2 separate regions of the Mus musculus genome follow, and region 2 is linked to region 1. Evidence: chromatin contacts called from ENCODE Hi-C or POLR2A ChIA-PET data. All regions are on one chromosome and are shown on one strand. The core of a region is the stretch at or near the end of the contact, and the rest is flanking DNA. Distances in the headings are between cores, read along the strand shown.

The links. Hi-C counts contacts between places; a loop is a spot of excess contacts on that map. ChIA-PET counts read pairs that join two places held with the same protein, here RNA polymerase II (POLR2A).
Region 2: POLR2A ChIA-PET joins it to region 1 with 20 read pairs in embryonic stem cell. The contact joins the promoter of Phf5a here to the promoter of Tef in region 1. A Hi-C loop is called at or near these places in 1 of 37 maps with a recorded cell type or tissue (v-Abl transformed pro-B cells). POLR2A ChIA-PET finds 5 or more read pairs at or near these places in 4 of 5 experiments (Patski and embryonic stem cell).

What each region holds. Positions count from the first base shown.
Region 1 is chr15:81,809,678-81,814,112 of GRCm38, forward strand. Tef (thyrotroph embryonic factor) reads left to right here and starts at 1,737. Exons shown (of 4, transcript NM_017376.3): 1 at 1,737-2,043. The coding sequence starts at 1,893.
Region 2 is chr15:81,870,136-81,874,570 of GRCm38, forward strand. Phf5a (PHD finger protein 5A) reads right to left here and starts at 1,757. Exons shown (of 4, transcript NM_026737.3): 1 at 1,678-1,757; 2 at 1,031-1,054; 3 at 197-363. The coding sequence starts at 1,729. It overlaps Aco2 (aconitase 2, mitochondrial), which reads left to right and starts at 2,328. Exons shown (of 18, transcript NM_080633.2): 1 at 2,328-2,413. The coding sequence starts at 2,378.

The sequences.
Region 1 (4,435 bases), core at 487-2,986:
TATGCAGAGATTGAACTCTGGTTGTCAGACTTGGCAGCAATCACCTTTACCCCATGAGCCATCTTGCTCATCCAGCTTTTCTTTTCTAGAGTTTCATATGTTGCTTCATTTTCTTGGAGTCACTCTTTCAGATTTACTGCTAAAAACCTCTAGGCCAGTTTCTCCTAAAGAGATCCTAGATACATAAGATTCCTCCTGACAGGTCTGCAACGCCTGGGTTTCCTGTGCAGTTTCCTTTCTCCACACTGGATTTATATCCATCAATTTTGATTAAATTAGGAAAGATATTTGCATGGGAACACCGTAGGCTACATCCTGCTTTCTCCCCATTTGACAAAAAGGAGAACAGACTGGAGAAATGGAACAATGGGCTAGAGGATTCAGGTTCAGAAAACGATCAACATCACAAAATCTTGTATTTTAGATTCACAGTCCATCACTCTATTCCTAAGGCTACCCAACGTCCTTTAGCCGCTTCCTTTGGGCTTACTCAGCTAAATTTCTTTTTCCTCAGGTCCTAACACAATCCATGCGCTTCTAGCTGTCTATTGTGGTGTTCTGTAACTACCGCATGAACCACAGGCTGCCTTTCCGCCAGACTCAGCTCCTCCTTCCGAGGCAGGGAGCCATGGGAGGGACGGAGGGACAGAGTATAAACAAGCCAAGTCCCTGCCCCTCTGGGAGCTTAATCCCTGAGCGTCTAGTATTGTCTGGGCTTGAAGCCGAGTATGACTTGTACTGCAAAGAGGTACAAAGTTCTGCGAGCCATCTTGAAGGTTTGCACACCCCTTCACGGCTCACAGGTTTCCTAAGGAACCCAGAAACTATGTTTTGTTTTGCTTTTGACTCTAGTTCAATGTTGAATTTTTAAGACTGAGGAAATGGGCTCCCGTGGAGCAACTGGATAATTCCCAAGGTCACAAGCGAGCAGCTAGTAGTACGGAAGTCTGTCCGGACCCTGGTTCGTGGATAGGTTTCAAGAATGCGCTCTCCGTACTAGTGTTTATTCTGCAACCACGCCCGCTCCCAATCCCTAAATCAGTGGGCAACCTGACACCCGCTGAAGCAGCGGAGCTTGGGACCCGCCTGCCCTCCGCTAACCTCGCGCGGAGCGTGGGAGGAGCGCTGGCTGGCTACCCACGTCCCAGTCCCCTTACCCCCGGGCAGAGTCCGCCAAACAACACAACAGGCCAGTCCTGGCTAGGCCTAGGCCAGAGCCAGCCCCGCCCCTCTCCGCCCCTCTCCGCCCCTCCGCGCCGCAGCCGCACGTGCAGAGCCTCGTGCAATCGCGCCGGCCCCGCCCTCTTGCCCCATTGGCTGCCGCGAGCCTTTCCCTCACTGCCCCGCCCCGCGAGGCTCCGCATCTGCTGCCGCTCCACGTGACCCTCGGGGCTGGGCCGTCGCGCCCCGCTCCGCCTTCCTCTGAGGTGGCTTCTCCGAGGGAAGGAGAAAAAGGAGGCTGCGATGAGGTGGGAGGAAACCTGTAGTCACGAAAGTGGTGGCGAAAGGGACGCGACTGACCAAAAAAGAACAGGGGGGCTCCGCAGAAGGGCCCGACGCTCCCGGGCAGGCGGAGCGATACTCCTCACCTGGCCCAGCACGTGTCTACATCGTTTGGTTCTCACAGCCAATCCTAGCCTGAAGAGCTGTGCCCGCCCTTACGCAGCGCGCACCAATCGGAAGCCACGCTATGGGACCGCTGGCCTGGCCTTATGAATAATGAATGAGACGGAACCAGTCCGCGGGAGGGGTGCGGATGGAGAGAGGTGGGGGTGCAGTAGCGCGTCTGCGCAGTGCTGCCCGTGTCAGCAGCTGCGGCGGGTCGAGCCGCTCCGGCCCGTCTCGGGGTGCGGGCGGGGGAGGCGAGGCGCACGAGTGGGGCGCAGGGCACGATGTCCGACGCGGGCGGCGGGAAGAAGCCGCCTGTGGAGCCTCAGGCGGGGCCGGGCCCGGGGCGTGCAGCTGGAGAACGGGGCCTGTCGGGCTCCTTCCCTCTGGTCCTGAAGAAGCTGATGGAGAACCCCCCGCGCGAGACGCGCCTCGGTGAGGGGGGGGGGCTCGCGCGTGTCTGGGGGCGGGGTTTCTGTAAAGGCGGGGCCTTGTGGGGGCGGGCCGGCCCGGGCCGGGTCAGAGGTCAGGGTGAAGCGGTCCAGTGGTGTGGTGTTTATGCGGGCCCGGGCATGACTAGGGGCCTGCTGGACTAGGCCTCTAGCCCAGAGAGAAAGTCAGGGGGTGATCTGGAAAGGACAAGTCAACAGAACTTTGCAAGGAAGCCGCCACTTAGAGGGGGCTCCAGTGGGGCCGCCTGCATCCAAATCCTGAGGATACTGCTTGCCTTCAAATGCGGGTTCCTGGACCTCACCTAGTCTGCGGATCTTGAGACAGAGCGTGTATTTTAAGAAACACTCCACTGCACCCTCGTGGGTGCAGAGTTCACCACCAAAGTTTGAGAGGCCCTGATCAGTATAGCAGATGGCCTTTGTATGTCTTTGGTCCGTCCTGGAGGAAGACGATTCCTCCTCTCTACGAGTGGACAGTGAGCAGGTCCACGGTGGTGCTTTACTGGAAATGCATCCCTGGGAGGTGTGGATGGAGGAGGCAATTTGAGATGAGGGTCGGTAGTGTCTCCCAGTTGTTTTTAAATCAAAGCCTGGTTTAAAAAAAAATTAAGGGAATGAAGGCTGGGCAAAGTAGGGCTGTGATGAGGGTTAGAATGTGGCCACTCAGGTCCTTCTCCTGGTTGATTGTTGGGAATCACAATAGCAGGACCGGGCTTCATCGAATTGCCCAGGCCACAAGAGTCCCTGGGGCCTGGTGTGGAAAGCAGACTTGGCCTGGGTATTTGGCCTGGAAGAGCAGCAGGACTGCCACCTATTGTGGGGTTTTAGGTCCATTGATGTGTGCTTTCAGTCTGAGATCTTCAGATTTCCAAGAGCTCAGCTTAATTAGGGTATCTGGGAAGGACTTGGCTGTTTGTGGATTGCTTGTATCAGGGATCTCATTTCCCTTTCTAAAATGCTGTTGTTTCTTTCCTTGGGTGTGTTCTGGGGCTGCTGTGCTTATGGTTGTCCCTGTTACGTTATAAATAGCTTCTGCTCATCAGGTGAGGCTAGATTCTCTCCTCCTGCCTCAGGACCTCATGTGCACAAACGCTTTTGTTTGTATGAAGGTGATGACTCCATCCAGATCTGAGTGTAAGACAAACTGCAAGGGCTGGTGCTCACATCTGGCAGCTCTTGCCTAAGCTCACCAGAGAGGACCAGGCCATACTGGGGTTTTGCTTTGCATTTGCCCACACTCACAAAGCATTTTGACATAGTCTTATCTTGTTTGGGTTACTACCTCTCCACTTCTAGGTGAGGAAAGTTGAGACTCCTGAGAGGCATAGATGGTTTCTCAAGGTCACATGGGTGGGCCTTCTGGCTCTTGGTTTGGTGTTCTTTCTGTTGTATGAAACTGACAAACCACTGGTGTCAGTCCCTGTGATTTAAGTCCTGGACACGTCGGTCATTTACCTTTTGAAATTAATTTAAAACTTGACCTTACAAACACTGGATTGTGATAGCCTGACTGATTGTAGTGGTGCTTGTTTGCAATCTCAGCACTGGAGAGGTAGAGGCAGGGGGACCACTAGTTCAAGGTCATCCTCTGATGCACATCAAGTTTGAAGTCACCCCGGATTTCATGACCCTATCTCAGAAAATCAGGAAAAAAAATGTTTTAATTGCTTTAGTCAGGCAAAATGAGGAACTTCCTGTTGCTTGTCCTTCTGTCAAGCTGCTTTTTATCTCCTTGCTTCTCTTACCTCTTTTGATCCCAAGTGACCCCACCCGACTGGTCCAGTCGTTTCTGAACAGAATGTGGACTCAGAGAGACCATCTGGCCCACCCAGCCCATAGGCTGGGAGTTTTGTTGCCTCCCAGTTGTTTTTAAATCAAAGCCTGGTTTTAAAAAATTAAATTAAAAAGGCAGCCATAAGAATTGATGTTAAATCATATTACAAGCTATGAGCAAGTTGTGCTTATGAGAATCTCCAACTCACGGGGTCTGGTCATTGTTCTTGGACTAATGGCTCCCTTTTGGCTGTCTGCTCTTGGGACCCAAGCATGGCTGGTTTTCCTCCAACATAATAATATTTGATGTGTCTCTCTTTTTTTTTTTACTTCTAAATCCAGGGTTCAAAGTTGTCTCCTTCAATTTTGAAAACCTATTATGAACGTGTCATGATCATCTCCCACTTCTCTGATGAGCCTCTTTCTCACTCTGATTGCCTTCTTGTCTTGTCACATTTCTCTGTATTTTTTTTTCTTAATTGCCCCCTCTTGGATATCCATGCGCATAACCTTTTGACTAAGACATGGGGGATTTGGTCTTCACTAATTGATTAGCTTTGCTTTGAATAGAAGCAGTCTTTCTTCTTCAGCTCCTCCCTTCT
Region 2 (4,435 bases), core at 507-3,006, 60 kb after region 1:
ATTCTGCCCTGATACAGAGTAACTGCTCTTTATTAGACCACACCCAGTTTGGCTCACAGGCTTGAAGAAATTACCTAGATAACTAGCTGAACACTGCAATCTCCACAGCCCAGATCAGAAGAGGTGGCCATGGATGGCAAAATGGTTCAAAGTAAAAGGAAGAGAAGAGCGGGTAGGAAGCTCAGCCTACACTCACATCCTTCTCCTGAATGGTGCACTCTTTACAGTAGTAGGCATCGGAGACTCCGGGGCCGCCACAGATTACACACCGGCCCTGGTAAGATCCATAGTTACACTCATCACATATGCGGACCAGGGTGCAGGGACGCACGTAGGAATCACAGATCACACACTTGCCGTCACCTGTAGAGAGAGGAGAACTGAGTTATAGCCAATAGCGATTACTCCCCTAAGATCTCTCCTCTGCCCTATGCGGGAAATCACTAGTCTCCTTCTGACAGTGACCTTAGGACCTTCTTCTACCTTGACAGCATAAGCCTTATCCTGTACCCGTCTCAGTTTAGTAGTTCATGGAAAGAGTTTGTATTAGTGTCTGGGAGCTTTTAAGTCTATGTAGTTACTGTCAACAAATTGACAAATGTCATTGGGCTGGGAAGGTCCCCACTACTCTTGACAAATCTTACTGTCCAAAAGTAGACATTTTTTTTCAAAACCTAAATATGAAGTATTAAAAATTGCATGCTTAAGTGGGAGGATGGTGGGGCAGTCTTTGGTGGCAGCCAGGTATTTAGTATCCTCTGCAGGCTGGTTTATCTATTTAAGACTTCTTTACTAGCCAGGCAGTGTTGGCATACGTCTTTAGTCCCAGCACTTGGGAAGAAGAGACAGGCGGATTTCTGAGTTCCAGCCTGGTCTACAGAGTGAGTTCCTGGACAGCCAGGGCTATACAGAGAAACCCTGTCTTAAAACACCCCCCCCCCCAAAAAAAGACTTCTTTGCTGTTCCACTGGAATTGACGACTCTTCAAAGAGTAAAGGTGTCAAGGCCTGAGAGGGCGTGTTCGGCTTACATTTTTCACACAGTCTTCCGATAGCTGCAAGGTCAAAGATAGTAAAACATCGTTAAAATTAAGGTTGTGAGGTAGCAAGCAAAGTTTTTCGTCAAACTGAGTATAGAGGATGGCGAAGGTAGCAATGATTACAGTCAACCGTACAGGATCGTGGTCACATTCTCCTTTCCTCCCTCTCCACTGTCCCCCACCCCCTACTTTTTTGTGATAGAATCCCACTGTGTAGCTTGAGTTAGCTTTTAAGCTCTAGCCAGGCTCGAACTCGCAGCAATCTTCCAGCCTTCTGCCTCCCAGGTGCTGGGATTACAGACAAGAGTTCCCGGCCCACGACCCTAAATTTTGCTTTACACCAAAGGCCATGTCAAAAATAAAAAAAATGTCTGGAACCCCCCAAAATTCAAAGTATTCTAGACCGGCTTCTCCAGACCTGGCACAGAGGATCCCGCCAGCCTTAGACTCCCGGATGCGCGCTGCTGCCCTCTTCTAAGATGCCACAAGCCGGTGAGCGCTGCTAGAATACCCAGGCACCGTAAGGCGCGAAACGTGGACACGGCAAACCAGAGCCCTAAAGAGGAGGCTGAAGTCCCTAGTCCCCCACTTTCTAATCCCATCCCACTCAACCAAAAGGGAGCACGTCCCCAACTCACCCACACCAGCCTGCTTGCGGCAGAAAATCAAATCTGGATGATGTTTAGCCATAACTCTTTTTCCAAGCCGGCGGCCGGAAGCTTAGGGAACTTCCGCCCGACCTTTAACCTACGGCGTGCTTACTTCCGTTCCTCCGTGATTGGCCATTAAGCTGTCCGTCAGCCTTTAGCCTCGGGGGGTGGGGGGGGGCACCAAAACCGGCTAGATCTCGCGAGAGTTTCCTCGCTAGGTCCTTGCAGGTGCACCAAAGGTTTTTGAATAAAATTCTCTTTACTTCCAGATTTGAACTCATAAACTGAAGTTTGTTCTTGGGTAAAAATTCTACATATGTTGCATTCTGTGTTGGGGATTGACGCCAGGGCTTCTTGCATGCTTCCGCCAAGTATGTTGATTTGGGGATATTCTCTTTCCTGGATGACCTTGAACTCCTGCCTCCCCTCCAGCTTCCACACCCAAGGGCAAAGGTGACAAGGTTGCGCCGAACGCCGAGTTGGCAGTTTCCCCGCATCTTTGCTTTCCACGCCGGGTTTCCGTCATGTAAGCCCCGCCCACTGTGCTATCTGCACTCTTGGCTGCGGGAGGAGGCCCCACCCTCGCGGTTGACTCGTCTCTCTGTAAGCCCCGCCCCCTTCGATGCTTTTTTAAGGGCGCCATTTGTCACGTCACTTTCATGCGACCTCATCTTTGTCAGTGCACAAAATGGCGCCTTACAGCCTCCTGGTCACCCGGCTGCAGGTAAGCGAGCCCAGAGACGTGGGTTTACGGGGGCGGGGAGCCTCCTGCCTTGCCCGCGGCTGTAGGCGAGGCCAGGCGAGGCGGGCTCGATTCGCGGCTGACGTTCCGTGCACCTGTCGCGGTTGCAGGCCCAGCGCCCTTGTGGGTTCCTGCGTTGTCCTAGGTCAAGGCGTCCCTGGCACAGGCTGTTCGCAGTTCCCATCCCCGCCCGCCGGCAAGCTTGGGTTTAAGCAGCGGCAGCCTGGTCCAGGGTGGAGGCACTCCTTTTTTTCTGAGGGTGGAATCCATGCTCCCCCAGGGTGGTTTTCTGTTCCTCAAGGTGATGACAAGGTGATTGGGGGGCGCGGTGGTTGTGGGTTCCTCTAAAGCCGGGTGCTTGAAGCCTTCACTTCCCACCAGTAGCAGAGACTCGTCGCCTCATTTATCCGTGGTTGCCGGGCATGGAGTTTGCAGAAGCTATATCCACTACTACCCTTTGAGGAGACTCGGGGTCATAGACACAAGAAGGACTATTCTGGGCCCCACCATAATAAATAGTCACGATAAGAGTGCTTTCTCACCTTTGCAGCAGATGTCAAGGCTGTTTACTAATGTTACAGATGTTTTATCTGACGACATAGATGTGAGATAATTTTTCCCCCAACTTGGTAGGTGGAAAAACTGGAAGATATAGACAAAGTAGTGGCTTTCATGGTGTCACTAAAGGATCATAGCCTGAGCAGTGACCCTGCAGACCCTCTCTTCTTGTTGTTCATGGCAGCTAATATCACAGAACTTTCTGAATCAGGGTGTGATCGTTTGTATTTGTCAGAATACAGAATCAAATATTTTGAAGTCACCGATAGTTGCTTTCCAGATACTAGGTGGAAAGATGAGAAGAGTGAACAGTTTGACCTTGACTGTTATGAGACGTCTAGAAAATTGACTATGCCTGTCAGATGGTTTCCCACTACTAACCTTACAGCCCTAGAAACGTATAATGTTTACTGTAAAGAATGTATTTTGTTCATAAAAAGAAATCCATAAAATAACTGTAGACATTTTCTGGCAACCTTTCATGATTACTTTTGTGAATTTGTTTTGGATCAACTTGGAACATAGAATTAATAATTTTTAAAAATTATGTGCCTTACTCCCAGGAGGCATTATCATTTGAAGTTTTCTTTATCAAATTACTTAAAATCAAACTGCAAAATCAAACTCATTTATCTGAACAAATCATTTAACTTTTGGCCAATGAAAGGGATTTGCAGCTAAATTATCTCTGGTTCTTTTGATTCTTTAGACAGTACGATGAGTTCTGTCCTGACCCCACTGTCCTATGATTTAGTGGAGTCAGGCAAAGACTATTTAATAGGATACATGACCTTTGAGTTTGTAAGAAAAGAATTATGTCACATTTGGACCTTAGAAAGTGAGTGTTAGAATGGTGTAGAAAGAGATCTGGGCTATAGTTCGTGTCCTTCCATGATCCATGACCTTGTACCCATAACTTTCTAAGTTCTTTTTCTATCAGTTGTGGATTGTTTTCATTAAACAAGGCTTATTGAGCATTTAATTATGAGGAATTAGAATGTGTTTACAATGATGTAGTTTAACTTCTTTTAAATGTGGAGAATCTAAGACCTTGAGAGCTTGGATGACTGCTGTAGTCAGGATTAAAATCAGAGTCTCCTCATGTGTTCATTCAGCTAAGGTGAGTGAGTAGTACTCTGATCCTTTCAATGTACCGGTGCATCCAAATCCACCCTGTCTCAGGCAATGTCTGCTGACTCTGTACTCTGAGAACATCTTTCATTTACCTCTTCTGTGCTGCGTGCATCTCAGAAGCTGTATTTACTACTTAATAGCTCTGTCTGATCAATCTCTAGCATGCACTAATTACTTCATAAACATTTGTGGCTTTTTCTTTTCTTTTTCTTGTTTTGTTTTTGTTTTTGAGACTGGTCTTACTGTGTAGCTTATGCCAGCCTTGTCTTTTTGATTCTCCTGCCTCAGCTGCCTGAGTGCTTTGAGATCAGG